Regions from separate parts of the Mus musculus genome. Here all the other regions are linked to region 1. Evidence: chromatin loops called from intact Hi-C (ENCODE). Cell type or tissue: left cerebral cortex. All regions are shown on one strand.

Region 1 (4,000 bases):
CGCCCGAGGCTCGGCGCCGCAGCGCAGGAGGTCAGCGTGGAGGATGCTACGCGGGCGGTGCCAGGTTGCACCGAGAAGAGCCCGCTCCTCTCCTGGAGCCCGTAGCCATGTCCCTACTGGTGTCCACCGCGGGAGGAGGGGGCAGCCGGGCGTCGGGGACCTGGCGGAGGACCAGAGCAGGTCAAAGTTTAGGAGACGGTGGCAGGAGTCGGTCAGGACTCTCAGAAACAACGCGGCTCACGGGGCGGCTGCGGTGTAGATGCGCGGGCTGGGGGCAGCCCGGGGACCTCTTGGTTTCCTAGGAGGACTCGCACCAGAACCCCAGGCGGCTCCCTCAGTGAAGGACAGGAGATCGATCTGCCCGAGATTCCTGCTATCCTCCCTCGAACTCCCCTAAAGGTCAAACCAGCTCTGTGCATTTGCGGGAATCCAGTCGCGCGGGCGTCTGCAAGCCTTTGCCAAGTCCCCCAAAGTTCAATGCTCCTCCACACCACACGCCAAGGGGCTGGAGCATTAAAGCTCCAGGCATTGAGAAAGGTTCTCCCTGCCTCTCGTGGCGTGGGAGGACACGTCTCGCCTCGGCGCTCTCTCCCCACGCTCGTGCAATCGGGGGATTTTTATAGCTAAGCCACGATGCTCACGTGGCCCTCCCCGCGTGGTCGCGGACCCTTTTGGGGAGCGAGTCTCTGCGGGCAGTTCTCCTAGACCTTTAAAGGACCAGGGAGCCTCCCTGCTCCCGCTGAGAAGCCTTTCCTGGCTGTTCGCCCTCCTGTGGGCGCGCAGGAACCAGGCGGCTTCCAGGGCATTGGGAGCCCCACGCAGTAGTGGGTGTGAGCTCTGGCTCAAGGGAAGGATGCAACTACAGAGAAAGACTCTCTGCCACGCCCCACTTCTGGCAAAGTGCAAGGGGCCTTTGTTTGGGGGCCTAGGTGGCAAAGTTGGCTCAAGGTTGTTGGTAATCTGCACTCACTGAAGGGGCCTGAATCACTTTCTTTGAGGGGGATCAGACTGTGCATCCTGGGGCCAGGGTCTGAACATCTGCAGGATCCCAAGTGGCATGAGATGCAGAGAAGTCCAAATGTGTAATTGCCGTCACCCTCTGAAACCCTACAAACTCCAGGAGAGGAGATAAGAGTGATTTTATTGAATGGGGAAGTAGGAAGAAGGGAGTATTTGGAGCCTGCCTTGAAGCTGGACCTTCAGATTTCTCATTCTGAGGTTGGGTCAGGATCATATTTTAGAGAGCAAACACAGCCCATCCCACCCCACCCTCGAGACTGGGGAGAGGATGGGTGGGTACAAAGCTTAGTTGGTTGCTCGTATTTCTAATTACCAGTTCTTAGAAACTGAGGTAGTAGGATTTTTGCTAGTGCCAGGACAGGCCAGCCTGGACTATATACAGTGTGAGACCCTGTCTCAAACAAAATGATAGCTAGTCGCTTCATGGCATGTTTATCTTCTCACCTGAAGACTCCTATCCTGGGCATCTTCTGGCATCCCCATCGTCTGCACTTCCTCTGGGTCCTGAGGGTGGCAGTGAAGTCCTACATAGTGCTGTTTACAGTCTTAGAGCACCCCACACCCAACACTCATTCTGGGCTAACCTCTTTGGAAGAACTGGGTCTCTAGGTTTTTAAGGCTCCAACTACTCCTGAGAGTCTGAAGCAGACAGCACTTGTTACTGTGTGATGATTTCACAGAACCCATGAAGAATTCCTGTGGATAACCTAGCCAGCTAGTCAATTAATTCATTCTAGCGAATCAGCTTTTCAAAATCACTATTTCCAAGTAGGAAGGCAATCGGGAGCAGAATCCAGAGACTCTCGCCCTCCATGGCCCCTGGTTATGTACTGAAAATTCTGTAACAGGTAATGAATGCAGAGTGCTGGCCACTGCTCCAGCCTTTACGAAGATATAGTATCCATCCCAGGGAAAGGGTCAGGACTACATTATGCCTCACCTCCCAGCAGTTAAAACAATATGGATAAAATGTTTACAGAGTGTCACCTGCCTGAATCCTCCTCCCCTCTCTTATTTATATTTCTGTTTTTAGACTCAAGATTAGTGTTTGTTTCCTTCAGATCTTGCTCCAGTGTTGAATTTTCTTTGAATGACTTTGGGGTTTTTGGCAGCCTTTGTAACCTAATTAACTTCTAGACAGGCTGAAGTTTAGCATCTGCCTGTGTCACTGCCGACCAAGCCTGCAGAAGAGAGATTTGTCACTGTTCATAGCATAGTCACTGCACCACCACCTTTGCTGGAGGTAAAGCTAAGCATCTTTTGAGTAGTGGGGAGGCATCTGCTTAAAGATACAGAATTGCCTACATCACTCCCACCCAGCCTCCTCCCTTACACTCTCCTAATCTATCTCTTTTTAACAGTCTGAAAACAAAGATTGATTTCTCAGCATGCAGATAGCACAAAGGAGAGGCCACCCATAATGGTAAGATTTAAGTGTCAATTCCTATGGTTTTTCAGCTTGATGAATTAGATTATTGGTTGCTCATTAGATAGATAGAAAGTCCAGATTTTGGAGGCTACTTAATTTTTATCTTTGTTTCAAAATTTTCAGTATTTACTGAAGTTTTATTTACTAATTAATATGGGGTCCTTTGGGAGAACGACTAGAGCTTTTCATTGCCAAGCCACTTCTCCAGCCCTATTTGTTGTCCTTTCAGAAATACTGATAAAAAGAATTTTATTTTAAATGTTGTAAATACTTGCTTAGGTTGTAAATAGGTTGGAAATTAAAAGTGTACCATCTTCTTTGTCTATTATAAACAATGACAACAAAAAAGAAGTTTTATTGCATTTTTGCATATAGGAGAGCAAGGTTAGAAAAATTCCACCAGAAATTACTAATACAAGGTCATAAAGCTAATCTACAGTAGAGCCACGATCCAGGTATTAATGCTCCTGTCAAAGATTTTTTGCAACATAATAAATCCATGTCTGGTCTTGGTTGAGATTTTTTTTTTAACAACCAAGATTATGGCTGCTTCCAAGAAAGAGCACATAGGTCTATACTCCTTCCTCTGTTTTTTATGTTTCTATTTTTTTCATTACAATCCCATAGGGAAATCAATACCATTCCAGAAACAGGCAGGAGATTTTAAAGCACCTAGAAATGAGAAGAGAAAGGAGTCCTGGAACATGGGTCCAAGACCATGCTGCTAAAAACCATTCCCTTCTCTTGTCTCACCCACCCTAGCTAGCAGGCTAGAAGTCCTTATAAAATAGTGGTGCCAGCTCTTTCTAATACTGACCTGTGGGAAGGTGAAATCACTGATAGGCTCCTTCTATTCACTGGGCTGGAAAGAGTCATTTGCTTATAGATTCTATCCTTCTTGATAGAGAAGTTAATGACCTTGAAATAAATCGTAATTCCATTAAACCATTATCTTGTGATATTGCTATACTGAGCACTCCCTGTATGATACACACTGTTTTAAGCTTTAATTAGTATTTTACTTAATTATATTGCATTAAGGGTCTTGGTCTAGCAAGTCCTATCTCCAGTTTAGCATCCTGTCTTAGACACTATAGTCCCTGTATACCCTTTTAAAAATCATTACTTTTTATTTTAATACATTTAAAATTAAAATAGAATTACATTGCTTTCCTTCTCCCTGTCTTCCCTTCAGCTTCTTTCAAGTGCCCTGTCAACTTCTTCCATGCCCTCCCTCTCAAACTGATAGCCTCTTTCTCACTCTTGTTACATATAAATGTATGTTTAATTATACATAAATATTTAAATACATCGCACTAAGTTCATTTTTCTTTTTTTTAAAATTATTTATTTATTATTATATCTAAGTACACTGTAGCTGTCTTCAAACACACCAGAAGAGGGTGTCTGTCAGATCTCATTATGGATGGTTGTGAGTCATCATGTGGTTGCTGGGATTTGAACTCAGGACCTTCAGAAGAGCAGTCAGTGCTCTTAACCGCTGAGCCATCTCTCCAGCCCCCAAGTTCATTTTTCTTATCTTTGTGTATG
Region 2 (4,000 bases), 120 kb before region 1:
ACAGAGACAGAGACAGAGAGAGAGACTTGGTTCCTGGAGATTCTATAAGAGTGAGACTAGAAATAGCTAGGTGTATTTGCATACACCTTTGATCCCAGCCCTTGAGAGCCAGATGCAGGTGGATCTGTATGCATTCAAGGCCAGCTTGATCTACACAGTGAGATTCTTTCTCAAGCAAGCAAACAAACAAAAACAAAAACAAAACAACAACAAAAGAAGTGTCGGACAGCTGTGCCTGGTGGACACAATCAGACAGTGCCCAGGTAGCTAAGCTGTCTGCTACAGAGGAACCTGCTGAGCATCCTCCTGAGTACAAGGCTCCAGGAAAGCAAGAACTTTGAGGGCTAAGCTCCAGCTTCACAGAGCTGACTCCATCACGGTCCACCATGGTCCACCATAATAACACAGCTGACTGTCCTGGCTTCCTTCTTCTTACCTCCTCCTGGCTAGGCATGTTCCCTGTGCTCTTGACCGTGGCTATGACTCGTTCCTTCCGGTTCCTGCTGCCTTGACTCTCTTCAGTGACTGGCCTGTAACCTGAACATGCATACTAAAAATAAACCATCTCTCCCCCCAAGTTGCTTCTCCCTTGGTGTTTTAATCAGAGTAACAGAGACAAGGCTGTACTTCAGCCCCACCCTTCTCCCCTCAGAGATGCCTGAAAGCAGTGGGAGAACCCACCTCTCTCTGGGCTGCTTCTTCAAGTGCATACCTGCCCGAGATAAAGTGTAATTTGAAAATTAGGCACAGCGAGGGGATAACAATCAGATAAGATGGTTATAACAATACACTGCAATCAAAGTTACACGAGAGTGGCCTCTTTCTTCAAAGAACCGGGATGGGTACTAATATTTTCCATCTGTGGCTGACTGCTGGTAGCTGAATCCCCAGAACCCACGGGCGAGTCGGGGTTACTGTGCATTGTCGCTGCTCGGGCTGTGCTGTTGTTTGTTTGTTTTGTTTTTGTTCTTTCCGTTGTGAAACGCCACTCATTTCCCGCCTAGAAGACAGCAGAGTCCTTCAGCATGGCTAGCATGCTGCTTAATGATCATGTTTTTAGGCTGTGGGATTTTGAATGGCCCTCACAAATGTTTTCCTAGTTGTTGGCAAGTGGCAGCGCACAGATGCAGTTTGTGATGCAGTAAGTGAGAGTGGCTGAAGTGATCTCATTGTACGCAGGCATGGGATAGTAAACGCCTCCAAACTCTACACTGGGAAAATAAACAAAGAAGAGTCCGTGGCGCTTACACAGAGTCTGATTTTTAATGAACTGCAAGTGAAAAGCCTACCCGCTAAATTCCATAAAATTACTTCACTCAGACACAGAAGAGAGACCTATCCTTGGCTCAGAGATGAGACTGCCACCACACAGTTGCACGCTCCCACCCTTTCCTTTCAAAAGTGCCTCTGACTAACGACATGACATATGTGTGCAATCTAAATGTGTACTGACAGGTTTCGAAATGATCATCAAAGTCATTCCTGAAGATTTCCCACTGATGACCAGTAAGATTTCTAGTGTGTGACTTAAACTGAGAAGTGGCCATCACCTCTAAGGTCTTTTCTGCTTCTAAGTGTTGGTGGCTTTAGGACACAGTGACACAGGTAATTATCTGAGTAGGCTCTGGTCCAACAAACCTGAATCTCTGGAGGAGGGGAAAATGGGTCTAGGGATGTTGATGTTCTGCTCAGACGAAGCCCAGTGCCTATGCTAACTTACTGCACGCTGAGCTTTTCAGAACAGTGATGCTGTGTTTCAAAGATTACCCACTCTCAAAACAAACCGAATACCCCATCCAATGTACTAACATGCATTTAGTTTAATATTTCAATAAAATCTTCTTATGGAATCTATCGGTCTCTTTCTTTCTATCCCTCCTTCCCTCCCCTGTCTCTCCTTTTTAATTTGCTTAGCCACAGGTTACATTCTGTGCATTAGCCACGAGATGGCGCTCTCACATTTGAGGAATGAAAGTGGAAGTCTAAAGTTTGAACTCTGTAAAACTAAACATACATCTGATTCAGTGTTAATTTTTTGTCCAGACAAGAAGCCATTTATGTTACAAGAAAAGCACATGGCCTTTGGAAAGGAGAGGATTTTGGGAAGAGTAGTGACCACTGTCCGGGCTGGTTCTTCTCTGATTCCACTACCAAACATGAGGCAAGCATTACGTCCTTTTTTCTATCTGAGGAAACAGGCCCAGGAAGTTTATGTAAAAGGTAACGTACTCGGAATAGGGTAGACATTGTCAATGTGGAGGTGGCAGAGTGGAGGGTGGACTTCAAATCTAATCACCAAGTTCCAAAAAAATGGAGGCAGAACTTAAAATCCCAACGCATTGGGCTCTGGCTTCTAGTTGTGTGTAAGAGTGATGATGGGTCATTGTACTAATATGAATAAATGTGTAGAAAGTGAACACACACTTTACCACTCCTTCCCACATATGTAAGATATAAAATATGAACATTTAAAGAAAAAGAAAAGAAATGTAGGAGAACAAAGAGTCAAAGAGGCTTGAGAGAGTGGCTTTTATGAGAATGGTTTTTGTTTCATTTAAAGTGGAAGGTCCCCCACCCCCAGCCCTCCAGGGACTCAACATGGAAAGAGTACAGTGTTTATAGGGCCACACAGTCACTTCAGCCCCTCTTTGGTCAAGCGCCTCTCCCTCAGTGAGGTATGTTTTGATCATTTCTACCCATGGTTCACCAGGCAAGACTGTGCTGTGCAATCTAAAGTATGGATGTTAAGCCTCCATACACAAGGGTACAGTATCTCTGTTGATTAGTTTTCATTGGGCTAGAGAGGTGGCTTGGCAAGTAAGAGGACTGGCTGGCTGCTTTCCCAGAGCACACACATGGTGGCTCAGAACCCTCTGTAATCCCAGTTTCAAGAGGATTCAATGCTGTCTCCTGGCCTCCACAGACGATACATGCGCATGGTCCTTAAACACGTTTGCTGCCAAAACATATGTGTAAAACAAGTAGACACATTTTTGTCACATTTGTTATTTATTTATTTATTTATTTATTTATTTATGTATTTATGTATGTATGTGTGTGCATGTGCGGGGTGGCTTGACAAGGCACATATATGGAGCTAAGAGGATAAGTCCCTGTTCTCTTTGTTTTCTATCATACAGTTCCTGGGAATTGAACTCAGGTTTAGAGGCCAGCACCTTCACCTGCTGAGCTGTCTCACCGATTCTTAATTTTTATCTGTATGTAATCACGGTGGATATCTTTGAGTGGGGAGGGGTTTAAATGTAAAATAGTATTAAATTAATCACATCTCTTTTTTTAAAATGTGTCCTCTAGAAAGCATGTAAATGTCTTGTGTGCCTCATTGCCATTTTTCTATTGGCTGGGCAGAGTTGGGATAACGTACTGGTTCTCGATTGAACAAAACAATCAATGATAATCCTTTTACTGAATTGGGAAAGACAGGGCAAACGCACGTCTAAGGATGAAAATGATGGTTCTGGTCAGGATGGGCAATGCTGGAGATGCTTACAGGCTATCCAAGCAGAGACAGACCAAAGCAGGGCTGTGAGCTGGGATGGCATGCTCGGGTAGCATTACCATGCTGAGAATAGCAGTGCTAGAACACGAGAAGACTCTAGAAAGCCTGTATTTAGGGAGAGACTGAGGTTAAACCCTAAGGCCCTCATTCAGAAGTAAGGCAGAAAGCGTTTGCTTCAGATGTTTCAGAAACCACATGTTCAATTATTGATCTGGGGAAATATCCGTACGTTTATGTCAAAGTATTTCTTTATGAAATTCATGTCTTTTAGTTTTTCTTGTGTGCTAACCCCCTTTTATTTCAATCCTCTCTTAGGAACACTCACCCCTTCTATATAAACAGCACAGTTAAGCTGCAGAGAATCCCTAGAAAGCTTTCTTCATACAGAAAATGACAAAACTGAGTATGACGGGCAAGTACCACAGATAAATCTCAGCAAATCCCTTCACATCAGACATCAAGAGAAGATATAAACCTCTT
Region 3 (4,000 bases), 150 kb after region 1:
CTTTTCTGCTTGGAATCAACCCATTTTTTCTACTGTATAAAATCCTGGGAGTAGATATTCTAGATGAGAGGGTATAGACATTTTTAAGAGTCTTGAAACATATTAATAGTATTGATTTTGAGAGAGGTCAAACTCAATACACTTGGCTGCATTCAATGTAGATCTTTAAAAAGTGCTCATTAGCTAAAGAATACAATCTCATCATCTTATTTTTTTGTTTCTTCAGTACTTTCAGTGAGGATATTTATTGGGAAATTATGCATAAGGTACTATCTTGGCACTATCTTGACTTTAGTGTCAATATGACTCTTTGGCATTAAGGACCTCAAAATAGAGGCCACATTCCCATAGGAGGAAGCTGGAAGGGAAGCATTATGATAATGGCCAGTGACGTACTTACATGACAGAAGAAAAAGGGATGGAATAACAGTAAATAGAAAGTTGTAAACATTCTTAAATTTGAATACTATTAAGTGGTTATTTGAGTGAGAATGGCCCCATAGATATAAATGTTTGATGACATGATCCTCAGTTGGTAGAATTTTTTTTTTGAGAAGAATTAGTATGTGTGGCCTTGTTGGAGGTATGTCTCTGGTGGGTTCAAAAGCCTCTTTAAAATAATTTTGTGGTTTAAAGACATTCAAAGCAAGTTCAGGCTCTCGCCCTTCTGCCTCCTGCTTGTGAGACGTGAGCTCTCAGCTGTTCTGTTGCCAACACTGTTGCTCTGCCATCCTTGATTCTAATCCTCCAAACTGTAAGCCCAATTATGGATTTTCTTTTATAAATTTCCTCAGTTATAGTGTTTTATGACAGTGATAGAAAGAAAGCTAATACAAACTCGATGGGAAAAAGTTATTTTCATTTTATTGATCAGGGAACATTTTAAGGAGACCATGGTGTCCTGTGTGAACGACACATTGAATAAGCAGTAAAGAGTACATTAGAATGCCTGGCTGCCCCACTTAAGAGCTCTTGCCCTGGCCACCATCGAACAGAACTTTGCTCAGAAAAAAACATTTATTTCATCCCTTCGTTGGCTTCACTGAGAATCTTGGATCTATTCTTAGTTTGTAGATCAATTTGACTGTCTAGTCCTATTTCTGCTCAGATAGAACAAGGTACCATGAGAATTCAAAATTCCATGTGGATGGGACAAAGCTACCATCAGATTCAACCTGCCCCTTTTCAGATGGAATGCTGCAGGTCAGAGAGAAAAGCATCACAGTCATTTGTGGTGGACTCTGCATTAGAACTCCTGTTCCCCGATTCTTGAAGCCTACTCTAGTGTGCTTCCTCCATATACTACTTTCTTTGCTGTTTTAACCTTTGCTTTTAGCAACGTTAGAGGTTTATGTTTCATTTTCCTAAAAAAAAAAAAAAATAGGAGTCTGTGTGTGCTTTTGTTCAGGTTTCTGTTCTCTGTTGAAGGAACCATGCAGGGATATTTAGATAGTCTGCTCTTCTCTTTCCAACAAGGGAGGCAAATGGAAATACTGAACATTTGAGTGCCTACTCACTATCTTCCAGACACTTGGATACTTTACACCCTGCAATTCTCATAACAGCTCGTTGATGTAGCTATTATAATCTCCAAGGCACAGATGGGAACATGGGGAGAGATGCACAGGGAATTTAAAGAACTTGCTTAAGTTAAATTGCCCAGATTCTAAATGGAAGTAGGAAGACTGAAACCCAAGTATGTCTGACACCAAGGCCCATGCCCTGCCCACTGCACCTCACAGATTACAATTCCCCATGGAGGGGTGATGTGACTACCATCTGGTTAGGAATACTTCTGCTTCATTTCTTGTTATGGTAGGACTCAAGTGTTTGCCTTCACTATCTTCAGCTCCTAAGATAGGGAACTGACTTAGTTGTTGGAATGAATCTTGGAATTTCTTGCCTGCAGCTCAGGAAGAAACAGAACAGAGTTGTGTTTAAGGATGGATTTAACCCAATTCAAACAACTTTTTAAATACTTAGGAGGTATGTCACCTCGAGAGATATCTTTAAATTCATCATTCTTCAGTTTTTTTCATCTGGAAAAGGGACTTAATAACAGTGTATTCCCAATGGAAATGTTATGAACAAAATGAAATTATATGTGTAAGTCACTCAGCACAATACCTAAAATAATTTTATTTACTTCACAGCATAGAATAGCTTGTTCTGTTCCTCTATGGATAATAAAATGGTAACTGGCATTTGTTACAGGGAGGACCAACAGCATGAAAAACTATGAAGAGGGCTTTGGTCTCTCTTGATACATTAGTCAGATGTTTCTATCGCTGTGGACAAAACCCCAAGAGAGACAACCTAAGGAGTAGGGGCTTTGTTTAACTCAGAGGGGCAGAAATTCAAGTCCATAGTTCCCAGGTTTTGGAGTCTGGGCTTTAGGCATGTAGAAAAGACAACATGGTCACGAGAACATGTGACAGTCAGTGGCCAGCCTGGGCTGACTAGTAAATTCCAGATCAATTTGGGCTCCAGACTGAGACTGTTTCTCAATACAATCACATATACAATCTAACATATAAATAAATGACAAAGAATGAGACAGAAGCAACTCAGCTTTGGTGGACAGGAAGCAGATAGACAAGCGGAGAGAAGACACGCAAGATATAGTATTAACACATGCCTACTTATATATTTCATACAGCCTTTCCTCCTAAAGTTTCCAGAATCTCCTAAAATAACACCATCAGCTGGGGACCAGGTCTTAAAACTCAAGTCTTGGATAAAGAGTTCCCACCCAAGCCATCACAGGTGTCTTCCTAAACACACAGCTGTTTGGATGGTTCAGGCTTCCCAATTGTGACTCACAAATGTTTGCTGTAGTGGAATTCATTGATGATAATGTGCCAATGCAAGAGTTAATGTGCCATAAGCCATTTAGAAAGTGTAAAAAGATGGAAACTAATGCCTATGAGGGCATATACTGGGATGCAGCCATGGAGAAAGAAAGAAAAAAATAGGAAGCAGGGATTAAGCAGGAGAGTGAGAGACCATGCAAGCTCACCAGGAAGAAGACCAAAAGCTGCTAGGCTGATTTAAATGTGGTACATCTATAATTTCTACTTTAACAATGAAAAGTTGTGAGGTCTTTGAGAGGTATTTGGGGCCATGGGGGCTCTGACCTAGTGAAAGATTAATGCAGATACTGAAAGAATATGTTAGTTTTCCAGAGAACCAGGTGGGCCTGCAACTAACCTCTTCTGATCTGAACCACTTGTGGTTGAATTTTTATTGACTTACTTTATAACCCAAATGGGATCAATTTTCAGATTACAGATTTCAAGAGCAATCTATAATCTACAGCATGGCAGAATTCTTTGTGTTTCCTTAAACATTTTCTCTAAATTATCTGTGTCAGAATAATCCAACAAAATATCATCCATGTAATGATAAATAATAGATTGAGGAAATTGTCTACAAATTATTTCTAGTGGTTGTTGCACAAAATATTAACATAAAGTTGGAGTATTTAGCATCCCTTGTGGGAGAACATTTTTATGGGAAAGCAAACCTTTCCCTATCCTGCTCATACAAGGGTATACTAAAAAGGAAATCTTTTAAATCAGTTATTATCAAAGGCTATGCCTTAGGTAGTAAAGAAGGTAAAGGAATTCTAGGCTGCAATGAATCCATTGGTTGAATTATATTCACCACTCTTACATCTGTTAGCATTCCCCATTTTCTTGATTCTTTCTTTCTTGATTTCTTTGTTTCTTGATTTATTTTTTTCTTGATTTCTTCCATTCTTTTTTTAAATTTTTTATTAGATATTTTCTTTATATACATTTCAAATTTCAAATGCTATCCCAAAAGTTCCCCATAACCCCACCCAATCCCCTACCCACCCACTCCCACTTCTTGGCTCTGGAGTTCCCCTGTACTGGGGCATATAAAGTTTGCAAGACCACGGGGCCTCTCTTTCCACTCATGGCCAACTAGACCATATTCTGATACATATGCAGCTAGAGACACAAGCTCCGGGGTT
Region 4 (4,000 bases), 320 kb after region 1:
AAAAGGGAATAGAAGCTATTATTCAACTTTTCGTTTATTTTTTTCATAAATACACTGTATGTGTTAAGTTCAAGGAGTGAAAGACTTTGATAGCATGTATGTGTATAGCCATTTCTTTGTATATGTCTTTATGAAAATCTGTATCTGCTTTTGTGCTGAGAAGGATTGAATGTTGGATGCCTAAATGTCATTTTTATCGTGTATCTTCATAAATGAGAATAAAAGCACACAAGTTAAAAAAACAAACAAACAGTGAAGTAAAAAGCTATGGGCCTAGAAATAGCAAGATTCACTTGTGTGTAGCTGATGCGAGGCAGGCAGCTTGTGCTTTCTGTTAAGAATATGTATCAGAAAAGGGAAACTAGGGCTGGTCATAAGGGTCAGTGGGTACAGGGGCTTGGAGTGCAAACTTGATTTGTGGAACCTAAATACAAGTAGGAGAGAGTCATCTCCAAAAAGTTGCCTTCTGACTTTGAAACGTGTACCATGTTACATTGGTCCACATGCATACTACATGGGCACATACACATGCTAATGTTTTAAATTTCACAACAACCAAAATCAAGTTAAAATAAATCAAGTAACACATATGCAGTAATACCTAAGGGCAAATTTTAGAAAAATTATAGACACACATGTCTGAAACTTTTTCTTTTCTTTTTTGATATTATAATATTACTATAATATAATTTCCATTTCTATTTCCTCTCTCTAAATCCTGCCATATACTCGTCCTTGCTGTCTTTCAAATTCATGCCCTGCTTTTTTTTTCTTGCAGTCTGCTCAGTCTGTGTAATGTTACTTGTATGTATTTTTTTTTCAAGCAGACCAATTGGAATTGGATAACCAGTTGATGTTTCATGGGAAAGACTCTTTTACCTCCTCTAAACATTTCTTAGTCACCTCTAATTTTTGTGTCTCTCTCTCTCCCTCTCTCTCTCTCTCTCTCTCTCTCTCTCCCTCTCTCTCTCTCCCTCTCTCTTTCTCCCTCCTTCTCTCTCTTGATGAGGATTTAGGAGTACCCTGATTTATGGGGAAAGGAAAAATATTTAGAATTGAATTAGGGAATATTCTGGTTTCGTGAAGGTTGATTATAAGTTCTCTTCCAAGACTCACATAGTAACTAGATCTGGATAGTTGGCTAGGTTTTCAGCAAAAGGCATGGTTTCCTTCTTGTTCAGTGGGTCTTAAATCCAGTTTGAGAGCTGTTGGTTACTTTCAAGGTATTTGTGTACTAAAATTTTAGGATTATCATGACAAGCTGGTCATTATTGCAGTTCACAGACATAGTTTGTCAGGACTTTGCTTTCCCCCTTTAGAAGCTTGCATTCAAAATGGGAGTCTTTCAAATCAGTTACAGCTCAGAGGCCTCTGAGACCTCTTTATGAAGTGCAAGACATCTTTAACAACAGGGACTACTTTATACCTCTGCTGTCTATTTTCTGTTGGGGTATCCAAGGGCAATGGCAAGAGCAATAGCCACTAATGAAGAGTTGTGATCAACAGTTCAAATAAGAGCATCTCCTACCTAGTGTTTAGGAATTTTGTTAGATGGTTTAGGGGTCTTGAGTAGACAATGATCATGCCAGATGGAAATTTTTCATATATTCTTATTTTATGTTTATGAGTGTTTACCTACATATATGTGCATGCCCAATGATCAGAGAGGCCAGGAGAAGGAGTTGAATCTCAGGAAACTAGAGTTATCCACAGATGTGTAATGCCATATGGGTTCAGAGAATTAAATCCTCCTTTACAAGGTCAGCAAGTGCTCCTAACTGCTAAGCCATCTCTCCAGCTCTGCTGAAATAATTTAAAATTGGTCTCATCTTTGGAAGAGAAGAAGAATGTGGATGCAGTTTGCTCTGATTTTTGTTGTTAATGTTGTTAGTGCACTTCCTGAACAAAGAAAAAATATAGCTCTTCTTGTCATGTTGACAGCTTTGGCTATATAAATAGATAGTTATGTAGGCAGATACCAAGGTGTGAACTTCCCCCATGAATTTTAATTGGATACTTGGCTAGGCAGAGTGGGATTTAGCATGTAAATGGTAAGGATGCCCATCAAATAAAGTCCAAATATGTACTTTAATTTAGTGAAATGAGCAGTGCACAGTTAAAAGTGGGACCATAAAGTTTTGTTGTCTAATGCAAACCAGTTCATGGGCCTCAGGAGTACTCCTTCAGGGAATAGTTTGCCGTGTACAGACAAACAGCATCTCTTCACAGTTCTTCTTCTCCAACTATCCCTGAAGAGGGCTGCTTTGGAAGGAAAACAAACTTTCAGCATCCAGGTTTCTGTATTATCAGATCACATTCTCTTATTTGTCTTTCTCTAGAAGCCTTCTGTTTTCTTTCTTTGCACTTGCAAATTATTAATTGCTTCACAGTTATATCCATTTATCATTGACAACATATTAATTCAGTATCTACAATGCTACAGGCTTTGAGGTCACAAGATTAAAAAGTACCTAGACAGTCACTGCTGACCTGAAGTTTATATAGGAGTAGGCAGTAAATTATTGCAATGGGAATTCATGAAAAGTTTATTAATTGTAACATATTATAGAAATAAAACGATGATAAGAGGCCCATACAGTCCACTTTGAAAATTGTAAAAGTGCCAAACAAGTAAGAGAAAAGAGATATTCAGTGCAACTGGGAAGCAGATTATTTCAACAGACAAACACACACAAAACAGCTAGGAAAGTCATGGTCTCTCTAAGGGAGAGCAAAGAGGATGAGCATTAAGACCAAAGAAAAAAACTGTGTAATGAGATATGTTCAGAGTAATAGGTAAGGCTTAAATCAAATGAAATCTCAAGGAGAACAGAAAGAGAAATCTCAAACCGATGTATTGAGTTTTGGTGTAGTGCTATGTATTGTCAGGCTCAGTTCTGTATCAGAAGGTCTAGGCCTGGGAGTGAGTTCTCCCTTTTATAAGATTTTGTTGTGCATACCTTGTTCTTTAATTTCGAACTATTGTTTAAATAAAATTGGCTACAGCCAATTATGGGAGGTCTTGAGCTACCTAGTTGGGGTTGAAGAAGTGAGAGGAAGAGAACAAGGAGGAGAGAGAGGAAAAGGCACCATCAGAGGAGATGGACCATGACTATATGGCCAGAAAAAAACAAAACAAAACAGAAAGTATTTGGGGTACACTGCTGTGGAGGCAACCAGACAAGCAGTTACAAACACAGATTAGGGATTACTGCCTACTCCTCCCCCAAGTAATTGTCAAAGCCAAATAATCAAACCATAGTCGGAATCTCATTTATTTTGAAACTAGTCTGAGATAAGCTTAAATTAGTTCTACTACAAGTTGTCATTTTTTAAGTGTTTGGATAATGAAATGGTTGGTCATTTAAGATACCTATGTCCAGTCTCTGAAGAGGAAATTAAAGTTCCAATAACAGAAGCATATAGATCACTTAGAAAGCTTCTGGAATTTTCTAGACAATCATAGTGGTGAGCAGATTAAGTATAGTAGATATTAGGTTATTTTTGAATATAGATGTTATTGGAGATACTTACAGATTTATTTATCAAAGACAAGAGAGAAAAGAGGAAATATGAAGGATGCTTCATGAGTTTGGTTGAAAAAATTAATGAAATAGCAATGAAGCTGAGATCAACAGCTTTGCTGTCAGCATTCAAATATTAAATATTGGTGCATGCTTATTGGGCATTGTAAGGGGAAGACCAAGATGGAGATTTGAATAAAGTGGATGTTAGTATACATGTATATTTGATGTTATAAGCTTTTTGTAGTAGTCAATTGAGTGCCATCATCAAATCCCAAGGAACCATACATTAGTTATTTAGATAGAGGGTTGGAGAGATGGATTGTGGGTATGATGGTTTGAAGAAGAATTGTCCCCATAGGACTATATATTTTAATATTTAGTCATCAGCTAGTGGAAGTGTTTGGATGCATTTGGAGGTGTGTTGTGGGAGTATGTCCTTGTTGAAGGTGATGTGTCACTGGAAGTGGGCTCTG
Region 5 (4,000 bases), 740 kb after region 1:
GATGGGAGAACTGAAAAGGCAACTAGGAATAAATTAAATAAACCATATGGGTGGGTCTCTCATGCAAGATGACTGATAGGTAGCAGAGCAACAGCTCTGAAGTAGCAATGGTAAGACGATGGCTATTGCAAGCTGCCACAGAGATGGTCCTTCAAATATTCCTTGGTTTTGAGCTTCTAGCTTCCACAATTATTGCAAGTCACCTAACCTGTTGTGTTCTATTAGGTCATCCAGAGCTATTTAGTAATTTCCCTACCCATCAGTACCCTGAGAAATCAAGTGAGGAGTTTGTAGGCATAAAATTCAGAGGGGGAACACCATTAAATCAGAACTACTAACAAAAGCTGAAAGCTAACATCATGTCTTCCAGAGTGAAAGGATCATCTATGAAGTGATGCCAACAGAAAGGAAAAGTAGAATGGGGAAGGGCCTTTTTTACTCCATCTATTTTCTGTCTCCATCTGGTGCGTTCTCCTCAAAGCAATTCAACAAAGCAAGAGGACAACAAAAAAACATAAATACGAAAATCTCAGTAATTAATAGGCAAAATACTGCATTAGAATCTCTTGATTCATGGGCTCCTTGAGAAAAATGACTCTAAAAGTCTTAGGGGAGTACCATGCATAGGTGTTTTTAGGATCTTCTGTTGATTCTAGAGATTATCTGGTAGAAAATCTCCGACCTAAAATAAGCCCTCACTTTGTAATGCAGTAAAGTGACTGAAGGTCTCTAATTATAAAGTTCTCAATAAATGTCAGAAAGCAGTAAATCTTAATATCCTAAATATTTGACATCACAACCTCTGTCTGCTTAGCAAGGCTCGTTTGTACTTCCATAATTCTTTACTCAACAACTGTATGGTTCAAACCACATATAAACTACATGTTTTTCAATAGATTTATTAAAAAGCCACTGACAAGTATTAGATGAAAATGATGCACTGTGCTCTGTGCAGACACTCAGTGGCTATAGGTGAGCATCACGAAATCCCAGTGTTGAGTCTGGTGATGTCTAGTAAAATGTTTGAGACCTCCAAAAGACATGTGACAGCACTGATATAATATATGGATGACATAAAAATTGAGTGGGATGGAGTTGGCATCAAAGGGCAAGATGTGTATTACTTATATAGAGTGAACAAACTGTGTTAAATGCAGAAAATACTTATCTTAATATAGCATAATGAACATTATCCAGTAAAGTAGATGTGAACAGCAACAGACCAGGTTGAGATTGTGGTTTCCTGTGCAATTGAAGAAGCAATTCATTAACAAGCATTTTTAGTGGTGAATAATAAAGATTTTTTCACTGTGAACTAACGTGTGTCAGCACTCCTGGGGGAAAAGCTATCTCTGAGCAGGATTGGGGTGCCAAAAACTCTGGCACAGCGTCAGCTCCTGGGAGCAGATGGAAAACAGAAGGTTCATGTCCCCTGATGTGCCGTGGTTCCTGGGTCCCTGGGCCCCAGGTGGGTCCCACTTGGGCCAGTTATGGCAGCAGTAGTGGTGGTCTCACCTGCAAGCATAGGTGTGTCAGCACTCCTGGCAGACGAGCTTTGTCTGGTGAGATTGGGGTGTGGAGAGCTCTGTCTAAGGCATTGAGTGATGAATCTTTACAAATTAATTTAATAAATGCTCTAAATATTTATCAAATGACCAAACTAGTGTCAATAAAAGAGGCTCTAAATGTACCCTGCCCTGTGCAATTGGAAACAGCATGAATACTAAACAATGAGTTGCTACACTGGGGAAAAATCAGAGATTATTAAATTTAAGAATAAGATACAAACTTGGCCATGTCTACTTAGTTGTCCCTTATAATAAATTATAAACTAACTTTTGTTAGGCTTGTGATTTATCTCCAATGATAAAGCTAGTTTTTTGATGTAAAGATCCTGTGAGAATTTCCCCCTGCATTTCATCCACGGCTCTACCAAGAACAATATGCAGAGAAAGAATCCATGAATTGGACTTCACATGACATCTGGTGGTTAAGCATGTGCATGGTACAAAGGCTCATTTTTCTTTTCTTCAAATATATAAAAATAGCTTCGCCAAGTTCACCTGTGTGAGGGCAATTCCTCCAAACCCTACCTTTACTCAAAGAGTCCCACAGATCCCATTCTTTCAACAAGATTTCATTTTGCATAAGTAAGCACTAACAAATTTTAGAAGCGATGATAGTCCACTTGAGACATTTGAACCTTCTTCTGTCCGGTATCTAATTAGCCTTGAAGCTCTGAAGTATACCTCCAAACCTAGGTACAGCATGCAATGGGAAAGGCTGGAAAGTTTTTGATTGACTAAAAGCAGAAGTAAATTTTAATAACATGGAAGGTCAGTGCTAGGGTTAGCAGTTTGTAAAAGTCTTTAGTCAACTTAAAACTTCATCAGCCAAAAATATATCCTAATATTTCCTTAAAATTCAAATTATAAGATTATGTCTTAATTTAGACAGCTCCCTTTATTTACATTAAATATTGAAATATTGAAGAATATCTATTGGGAACATTATTTGAGTATGTTTCATGTTGAAAACTCCTGTATGTCTCCTATCTAGAGTTGTCCTCTGCTTTCCTCTGACTCCAAAGTTAACCTGGGTAACCCAGGTTCTCTCATAGACTGCTTTCAAGTTGGATTGCCAAGTAGGAAGCACTGTAGGAATCAGGTGGCTGGAAGATTGAGATACTGTGTTGGTCCTGTTCATGTCTATCCTGCTCAATGCTGTGCCTCTCAAAAGAGCCAAGTGTTCTTCATGGCTAAAATTCCTATCAAAATTCTAGGCCTAACACTTCCTTCTGCTCTAGAACTTCCTCTGTCTAGGTCTAGAACTTCCTCTCTCTAGAACTAGAATTTCCTTCTCTGTAGAGAAATTCTTTGCTATTTTCTAAGTACAACAGCAGTCCTTTTTCGGTGGTAAAGTTTTTCTATGACTCTGAAAAATGACTTCTAAAACAAATCTTCATTTAGACCTGTTTACTTGACAAGACTTTCTAGACATGAGACTGTTTACATACAGGGAAAAACATGAAAGGAGTGGCATGAAAAGGATGAGCAGTAAAGGGCTAGAAAGCTACCAGGCTGAATGACATGTGTGTCAGGTAAACAAGGACTTCCTCACAGAGACACACTTAGATGCAGGAAACCTTCAAAATTATAGTATTTGTCTTGGTAAGGGAGGTTGGACGTTGTTTTGTTTTGTTTTGTTTTATTAAATTTTGCTTTCTAGAAGGATAATTGCTTTGTTTTATAATTACTATTTGCCTGTTTAGTCCATCAGTATTCAAATAGCTAGAACTTAGAGTGCAATCATTACTTAATAACTGTGTTTGCAAATTGAAAATGTGTCTGAATTTTTATTTGAAGTTAACAGCTTAACAAGTAATTAGGCCAATAGTTTAATTGATTTATGGATTGATAAATAGATAAATAGATAGTCACTAGGTATTCTATTTAAATCAACTTCATATCACTTAATCTTACTTTGATTATTTTTCAGAAATATTGTGTTATATACTAAAATAATCTCAGAATAGATTAAGGGAAGAGATATGCTGTACTTCAGAAGGTGAGCATCAAATATGTTGCAAAAAAATTGTCCAGTTTGGATTTCTATTTCTGGGGTGTACATGATGACCAAAGTGACTCTGAGAGGAAAGGGCTTATCTAACTTACATCTTGTGATTGTTCATTAAGGGAAGTCAGGGCAAGAATCCTGGAGGGAGAAACCAAGAAATAGAGAAAAGCTGTTTACTGGCTTCCTTGGTGGCTTGTTTTCAATTACCTGTATTATATCTCCCAAGGCCAACTGCACAAGAGTGGCAACACCCATGCTCTGTGCTCTTGGTTTTATCACTAATCTAGAAAGCACGCTACAGGCTTGCCCTCAGGTCTACTGGATGGAAGCATTTTCTCCATTGAAATTTCCTCTTCCCCAGAGTCTCTAGCTATGTTAAGCTGACTAAATAAATAAATGATAAAAATAACAGAATAAAGAAATA
Region 6 (4,000 bases), 710 kb after region 1:
TAAAGACTTTAGATTAAAACTTAAAGCTACTTTTTTGTATGACTTGACATAGATCATGGTACAAGAAATAATAGAGAATGATACACTAAAAATGTCCTGGGACTACCAAACAATGGCATAAAGAATGACATGGAGCAACATGTATTTTATTCTGAAACAATATGATAACTTTCAAAACTTAAATTCATTTTGATGTATCATCTCTGTTAAGAAACCCAAAGGAACTTTCTCCATATCTGAGTAAAGTTCAAGTGTGCCAAGCATGGTTTCGGTGATGTTATTACTGTTTAGAATAGAGAAAAGACTGACAGAAAAGGCAAATAAATTTTGAGTAACCACAAGTGGGGCTCAGTGATGGAGTGCACACGTTGATCATACAGAAGACCCAAGTTCAGATCTCAGCCCTCATATCAGGCAGCTCAGAACCATGTGTGACTCTAAATTGTGGAAGATCTTGCACCTTTATCTGGCCTCCACAGGTACGGCACACATGTGATACAAATAGGCTTGCACACATATACATAACTAAAAATAAATGTTTATAATTAAAAAGAAAAGGTCAGCTGCCTTGGGGCTAGAGAGATGACACAATGGTTAAGAATGCTTACTGCTCTTCCAGAGGACCCAGGTCAGCTTTCAGATCCTGTGTCAGACAGTTCACAACCACCAGTCAGTACAGTTGCCTGTAGAAGGTAGAAAAGTGTTGAATCCTCTATGGCAGTAGTAACTTTCCATACAGTCTCACAGAGTGCATGGGCATGCACGCACATACACAAACACACACACACACACACACACACACACACACACACACACACACAGAGAGAGAGAGACGGAGGGAGAGAGAGAGAAAATGACAAAACTAAATCTTTTTTAAGAAGATTATCTACAAAGCAGAACAAATTGTTCAGTGGTACTAATTATATAGCAATTATCCATTAAAAATATTTCATAACACTGATATTTTCCAATTAAAGATAAAATAAGACAGTCAGGTGTCTTTCAGAACTAGTACAATGATGAATTTTTTTTAACCAGGAAGACACATGATAATTTGTTCCAAATAATAGCAAAATTTGTGCATAAACATATCTAATAAAAGCAACTATATGGTGGCACATTTCTTTTTATAGAAACAGGTCACAATTTTGTTAGCCTAAAAATATGTACCTTTTATACTTAGCCCAGGTCAGTGTTTTAGAATGTTATATGTTTGTCACAAAAGCACTCAAATTTCACAATTGTCATCCAAACTTTCTACTGAGATAAACCATGCAGATTATCAGGAAATACAAGTTTTTATGTTATCATAAACCTGTAAGCTGCCGTTCTAAGTTCTCTGAGTAATCAAAGAACAAATGCATAAAGGAAGTCAAATGTCTTCCTTATATACTACTTCTGGAGCGAAAGAAGAAAGACAAGGGTGAAATGCCATGTTTTCAAACGATAACACTTCTTCAAATTTGAGAAGTGCTAATTTGTCTTTCATACAAAGAACACGTTAAAACAACCACCACGACAGACAGATATCACACACTTTCTGTTCCAACGCAACAATAAAACTTGGTCAAGTGCAGAAATTCTATTTCTGAGTTCTAGAGTGCCCCCATGTGGAAGTAAGCAAGTATCACTCTCTTACAGTATGAGTCGTCTATTTGCTTGGTCTCACACCTGCTACATAGAGGGTGCTAAAGATTTCTTAGTTTTGTTTTATTTTATTTTATTTTATTTTATTTTATTTTATTTTTTATTTTATTCATTCTTCTCCCATATACTACATCCTGACCACAGCTTTCCTCTAACCACATTTCTCAGTCCCTCTGCTCCACCTGCCCTCTCACCTAGGTCCACTCCTCCTCCTTTCCCATTCAGAAAAGAACAGGCATTCAAAGGATATCAACCAAACACAACATATCAAGTTAAATAAGACTAAGAACATATCTGCATTTCAAAGCTGGAGAGGGCAACCCAGAAGGAAAATAGGGGTCCCAAGAGCAGGCATAAGAGTCAGAGATACTTATACTGTCAGGAATGGCACAAAAACACCAAGCTACACACCATGATGTACACAATGCCAACCTAGCTCAGCCCCTACAGGTTCTTGTGACTTCAGTCTATGTGAGCCTCTGTGAGCCCTGCTAAGGGTTCTGTAGGCCATGCTCTTGTGGTCTCCTCAAGCCCTCTGGGTCCTTCAATCCTTCCTTGCCCTCTTATCCTAGTTCTGCCTAATGTTTAGTCTCTAATGTGGGTCTCTGAGATTTGCTTCCATCATTTGCTGGATGAAGCCTTTCTGATGAAGATTGGGCCAGGCACTAATGTATGAGTATAGCAAAATTAATATGAGAAATCATTTCAGTGATTTTTTTTGTGACAGTCATGTTTGGTTTTATCCTGGATCTCTGGGCTCTCCAGCCTCTGTTTTCTTGCTCTCTAGGTACCACCAGGTGTAAGCTCCTAGTGACGGCATGGGCCTCAAGTTGGAACAATCAATGGTTGGCTATTCCTACAAGTTCTGTGCCACCATAACATTACTCTAGCACATTTGGCAGGCAGAGCTGATTGTAGGTCGGAGGTTTTGTGACTGGGCTGGTGTCCCAATCCAACCACTGGAATCCTTGCCAGGATACAGGAGATGGGAGGTTCAGGCTCTGTATCCCCCATTCCAGGAAGTTTCTACAGCACAAGGTTTCCACATCATCCCCCAAAATGCCCAGTTCCAGTTGTCTCTCCCAGTCCTCTCCCTCCACACCTTATCCCTCCTGTTCAGATTCCTGCTAGTCCCCAGTTCACTTGTGAAATCTATTCTATTTCCCCTTCCCAGGGAGATCCATGCACTTCCACCTTGAGTGCTTCTTGTTACTTAGCCTCTCTGAGTCTGTGGATTGTAGCTTGACTATCTTTCACTTAACTGCTGGTATCCCCTAAAGTCCCTGAAATGACCCTAGCAGGGACAACTGGTAATGGAGGATACAGAGCCTCTGTAAGCTGGCAAGGCTTCTGGTGGTGGGACTGGGACACCAAGCTAGTCACAAAGTCTCTGACCTTCAATTGGCCCTGTCTGTCAACTGTGCTATGGTAATGGTGGCACGGAACATGTGGGAGTAACCAAGAAATGTCTGGTCCAATTTGAGTGGGTACATGCCAGGTTTGTTTTCCTGGGTCTGGGATATCTCACTCAGGATGATTTTTGTGCATAGATTCTGTTGGGTTTGTTCACTGACAACTTCATACACATATACAGTTCTTTCTTTTTTATTTATTCGCACCTCCCTCTCTGATTTGTGTTACACATTCAATAAACTCTCATTAAACTCCTCCTACAGGTTACTGTCCCACCTTCAGGCCTCTTTCTTTTGTGACCCACAACTACTAACCAGAGTCATCTATGTAATCATGAATTAACTATTAATGAAACAGTCCATTATTTTCATTATAATAAAATATTATCAGTTTGTCATGCTTTCTGTTTCATTTGATTAAATTATTAATTGACAGGTACTGACAATAGGAATAAAATGAGCACTGTATCCTAATCTTTGCCATCATTTCTGTTACAAAGCAGATACTTTAGTTTCTCATTAGTTGCTGTGGTAAAATAACCAGACAAAGTCAACCTAAAAGACAGAGGGATTTTGTAAACTCAGCATTCTAGGTTACAGTCCATGATTGTGGGGGAAGTCACAGCATCAGGAGCCAGTTATGTTTCTCCCAGAGTGAAGAAGCAAAGAGCAAAGGATAAATGGATGTTTGCTACTCAGCTCCTCTTCTTCACTGACACAGTCCAGAATCCAAACAGGGAAATGCTATCACCAATAGTGATTGCTCATGCTGATCAGGCATTCAATATTAGCAGAGGTTGTCTAAGACAGAAAGTCTACTAAGATTTCTCTTCAAGACAAAGAGAGAGGGGGGCTGAGAGAAAAGAAGAGAGAGGACGTATTATGAAGAAACAGAATTTCTAATTTGGCGGAATAGGATGTTTGGTAAATTATCTTCCCCA
Region 7 (4,000 bases), 750 kb after region 1:
ATACCATGAAGTTTTTCACTTTAATGTTAGTATGTCCATTGATACTGGTCTTTTTTCCAATCTTTTTATGCAGCTATTTCTAGGTTGAAATGTTTCATAATGGACTTCTTGGTATTCTGGCTCTTACAATCTTTATGCTCTCTCTTCTTCAGTGTTCCCTGAGTCATAGAGGGAGCTTTTAGGTAAATTAATCTATTGGTGCTTAGTTCCTAGTGGTCCATTGATTTCTGTGTTACATCCAATTGTTTTCTATGATCGTTCCCACTTGCTGTACAGAAAAGCTTTTTGGATGAGGGGTGGTAGCTCCTCTTATCCATGAGTCTAATGATAAGATTTAGAATGTTAGGAATTCGGTCTAGCAAACTCACAGTACTAGATTTCTACTCTTGGCCCATGAACTCACTAGCTCTGGGAAGCTGACTAAGTTTCCAGTACAAGGTCTTATTTCCAGCCTGTTAATGGACCTGTTGAGATCAACCACGATGACCAAGGTGAGCATTAGGTTCCATGATGGCAGAATAAAGGCATGGCGAAAAAACAGAAAGCTGTTGCCCAAACATGTGTCTTGGTGGTGAGATGGCTGGTGTCTAACTGATGTTTTAGTTGTCATTTCCCGGAAGTTACATTTAGACTTAGGACATACAGCATCTTCTGACTGGGTAAAGGAGACAGTTCCTCTACTGAAATCTCCATGCTCCTACTTTCTTTCACTTCACCCACTGAAAAAAAAACAAAATAAAGGTAACAAGTCATGGCTGTTAGCATTGCCTTCTTTTAGAGTCAGCTCTGCCATATAGCATTAATGAAGCCCAGTATACTCTTAGAGTAGAAATTACATATCATTGATGACAAGAAATTGAGAAGTTCTGGACATAATTTTAGAAATCTGCCTACCACAGAATTTTATGGAATATAGAGAAAGCAAGCTTTGGAATTAAGGACAGAAGTTTAAAAATAGAATTTTGCAATTTGACTTAAAATATCAGTTTGATGAATATTTATTTATGTAACTATCAATGAGCTAGTAAATGGCTGAAGAGCAAGGGAACAAGCAAATGAAAAATAGCTGACCATTTGCAAACCTATTTTGTCATGGAGAAAGATAAATAATAACACCAAATTGAAAGCTATCTAAGAGAATGAAATAAGATTATATACTAAAAGCCTATGACATGTAACTGGCACTCAATTAATTGATACTTACTACTAATATTTTATAATAGAAATACATGGGCATAGAACCCCAGCTGCAAACTGTTTCTAGCCGTGAGAAAAATTTGACTCTGTGTATGTTCCATTTATCTGTCTTTCTTCTAAAGCCTATGTGCTTACTCCTCTTTTCAAAACTTCTCAAAAATCTCAAAGCCTTAGCAGCGAATGTACAGTTTTGTCCCTTGTGTTTCATACATGCATACAACTAATTCCATTTGGGTAATGACAGGCTAGTGTTTCTACAAAATTTCTTGCATATTTCTTATATATTTTACCTGTGTCATCCACCCTCCAACACAGAGGCCAGGGAAACATCTCTTACAGACATAATGTTGTTGTCAAATCAGGAAGAAAAGGAATTGGCAAGAACCATTCTCACTCAAATATGACCTTGTATGTTGTGGTGCACTTTGAAACCCTATTAAAGCAAGGCATCAATCGACAGGAATGTGTTACCATCCCACAGCAAGGAACAGCAAACACGCTGACACACACAGCATAGTCCAGCAGTCCTTAGCCATCTACTTGTACTTGTGCTATTCGGGTTTGCCTTCTTTACGGGTGCATCAGCCATCCTAATGTTGGTTTACAGTTGTGAGATGCACTGTGGAAAAAAAAAAAAACCTCTAGTACTCAGCTCTGGGTAGAATTTATCTCAGGAAATATGAACTCACAACTGAAAACAATATGCTAAAAAAAATCACACAATCAATTAAAAATAACTGTACACTCTGAAATACATTTTAATGCATAGATGTTAGGCAGTTTTACTTGTTGCCAAACCATAATAACAGAATATGGTTCAAAATATTTCAAAATTAGAAATTAATTCCTGACTCCTAAGAGTCAAATCGGTTAGTAAACAATTACTGGAAACAGATTGGAATTCAGAGTATACCATGAATTTTGCTTATATTTACTCTTCTTTGAAAATTTGAAAAAGCTACATATTGCTCCAATAATGAATACTACATTACATTTTCATTTAAATCACTTTGCTTAAAGAAACACTGGATTTATTATAACCTTAAAGCCCGGTACAGCAATTTTGGCATGTTTTGTTTTGTAATTTCACAATGAGTGTTAGAGTTTTGAGACTATTATTAGATGTGAATTTAGCTAGCAATAATTACACTCACATGCTTTGACTATATGTCACATTCCTTCCTATATTCTAATATGTTATTGTTTAAAGTAAAATGTGTTTCAGTGTGTAAAGGGATATTTTTGTAGTCTTGAGTTTATCCTTGTGTGGGACATGGGTTCCCCCTTGTGGTTATATGGACTCACTTGCATTCACTGCTTATAAAGGAAAGCATCTGGCTGTGGTAGCAACAGTGAAGCAAGGCCTGTTCATGGTGGTCCGCAGGATCTGTACAAATGACCCCAAATGAATCGAAGCATCCGTGTAAAATTAATGTGTTGTATTTTAAATCTTTTAGTGTGCACAAAAACATTGGAGCACACTTTTATTGAATGTATAGTTGAAAATGAAAATATAGAAATGTCAGTCCCCGTTAGCTATTCAATAAGCATTTCCTGAGAAGGCAGAGGGTGAAGAGTTCTTCTTCAGCTTCACTCCCTTATCTCAGCCCTGGGCTCCACAGTGCTCCGCCTTGGGAACAGATATATCTTCTCAAATGACCTCTCTAAAGGAAAAAGCCTTTGTCGTCAGCACACACAGAGCTTTCTCTGTTTAGTTTCTTCCCTCCTATTCCTCTTGGCCCAGCGCTAAGCACAAATATCAAAAATTGAAAGAGTGTTCTGGGCACGAAATAGAATACAGTGGACAATGCCCTTCAACTTGTATGGGCATAAACATGACCTGAGGAACTTGACAATTATACATAGTCCAAAAGTGGTTTAGAGAAGCAAAGTTTAATTTGTGTAACTGAAATACACCCACTCTACATTCCTCTGAATCTATTTGATCAGAAAAGAAATCTATGAACTCTATGACTGTGCTTCCGAGGGCCCACTCCAAGCCAAATCAAGCAAGATTTACCAGAATCTGCCCCCAGATAACTGCTGTTTTAATACACAGCTAGTCTGAAAACTACTGTATTGAATACAGGGGCATCATAAAGGTAGAACAAATGGGGAAGGACCACAGGAGCACACGTGGAATACAACAAAATCAGGTTTACTGATTCATTTGAATTAAGGAGGATATATCTAAGAGATGGTCTGTGTCTTGTTATACAAAATAAAGGAGTTATTTTAGCACACAGGAGAAGGTTTATTATTTCAATAAACACAAAACAGAGCCACATGTGCAGAGGTCAGCATCAGGTCTGCCTTGCAAAGTGCATCCTTAAATGTAAGGTGGGTGTACATCCCTATATCTAGAGATCTTTTATCTGGACAAAGACAGACACCTCAGCTGTAAATAGAGAATGCTTTTTTGTGTGAAAATTGTTTCAACCTTCCAGGCAAGAAAGAGATTTCTTTCTGACTGATTTCAAGTGGCAAAGTTTTCTTTTATTGGATGATTTGGAGAACAAAGTTTCTCAGTGTGTAAGGAAGCAGCAGTCACCTGCCCTGCAGGAGACACTTTACAGCTGTGATGTGTGGGGCTGGGTTGATTCCTGTGAAATTTGTGGCCAGCTTTGCCTGTGCCTTGCTTAATGGTGGAGCCAACTTTAGAATCTGAGCTCTTTTTTTTTCTCTTTGCATACAGGACATTTGCCTCACAAGGTTGTCTTGAGGAGAGAGAGAGGACAAATGAGTCCAGATGGCCTGACAGTATGTTCGCGTTATTTTTTCATTCATTAATTTGATAAAGAAG

Evidence for each region. Hi-C counts contacts between places; a loop is a spot of excess contacts. Peaks named below come from ENCODE experiments on the same cell type or tissue, not always from the same donor. Only the 100,000 strongest peaks of a DNase experiment are listed, where the experiment ranks them.
Region 2: it touches region 1 in a loop (3.0-fold over the local background); 5 of 42 quality-filtered maps call a loop at or near these places.
Region 3: it touches region 1 in a loop (15-fold over the local background); 5 of 42 quality-filtered maps call a loop at or near these places.
Region 4: it touches region 1 in a loop (3-fold over the local background); 2 of 42 quality-filtered maps call a loop at or near these places.
Region 5: a loop joins it to region 1, with 6 times the contacts of the local background. A loop is called at or near these places in 6 of 42 quality-filtered maps.
Region 6: a loop joins it to region 1, with 6 times the contacts of the local background. A loop is called at or near these places in 6 of 42 quality-filtered maps.
Region 7: it touches region 1 in a loop (5-fold over the local background); 6 of 42 quality-filtered maps call a loop at or near these places.

Annotation. Positions count from the first base shown.
Region 1 is chr5:63,645,934-63,649,933 of GRCm38, reverse strand. It overlaps Nwd2 (NACHT and WD repeat domain containing 2), which reads right to left and starts at 831. Exons shown (of 7, transcript NM_177006.3): 1 at 1-831. In left cerebral cortex, CTCF peaks have their summits at 766 and 1,524; DNase peaks (open chromatin) are centred at 114, 615, 756 and 1,550; H3K4me3 peaks cover 1,719 bases; H3K27ac peaks cover 1,960 bases.
Region 2 is chr5:63,764,898-63,768,897 of GRCm38, reverse strand. The region is part of intron 3 of Nwd2 (NACHT and WD repeat domain containing 2); the gene reads right to left. Among named protein-coding and RNA genes, the nearest start is that of 0610040J01Rik, 46 kb to the left of the region's middle. In left cerebral cortex, a CTCF peak has its summit at 1,944 (motif pointing right); DNase peaks (open chromatin) are centred at 1,313, 1,647, 1,943, 2,855 and 1 more place; H3K4me3 peaks cover 604 bases.
Region 3 is chr5:63,496,820-63,500,819 of GRCm38, reverse strand. No RefSeq gene overlaps it. Among named protein-coding and RNA genes, the nearest start is that of Gm30837, 130 kb to the left of the region's middle. In left cerebral cortex, no CTCF peak of the experiment used is centred here; a DNase peak (open chromatin) is centred at 1,645; H3K27ac peaks cover 2,148 bases.
Region 4 is chr5:63,329,384-63,333,383 of GRCm38, reverse strand. No RefSeq gene overlaps it. Among named protein-coding and RNA genes, the nearest start is that of Gm30837, 290 kb to the left of the region's middle. In left cerebral cortex, no CTCF peak of the experiment used is centred here; a DNase peak (open chromatin) is centred at 1,986; H3K27ac peaks cover 635 bases.
Region 5 is chr5:62,905,129-62,909,128 of GRCm38, reverse strand. No RefSeq gene overlaps it. Among named protein-coding and RNA genes, the nearest start is that of Dthd1, 95 kb to the right of the region's middle. In left cerebral cortex, a CTCF peak has its summit at 1,983; a DNase peak (open chromatin) is centred at 1,971.
Region 6 is chr5:62,936,845-62,940,844 of GRCm38, reverse strand. No RefSeq gene overlaps it. Among named protein-coding and RNA genes, the nearest start is that of Dthd1, 130 kb to the right of the region's middle. In left cerebral cortex, a CTCF peak has its summit at 1,624 (motif pointing left); a DNase peak (open chromatin) is centred at 1,583.
Region 7 is chr5:62,894,024-62,898,023 of GRCm38, reverse strand. No RefSeq gene overlaps it. Among named protein-coding and RNA genes, the nearest start is that of Dthd1, 84 kb to the right of the region's middle. In left cerebral cortex, a CTCF peak has its summit at 2,484 (motif pointing left); a DNase peak (open chromatin) is centred at 2,489.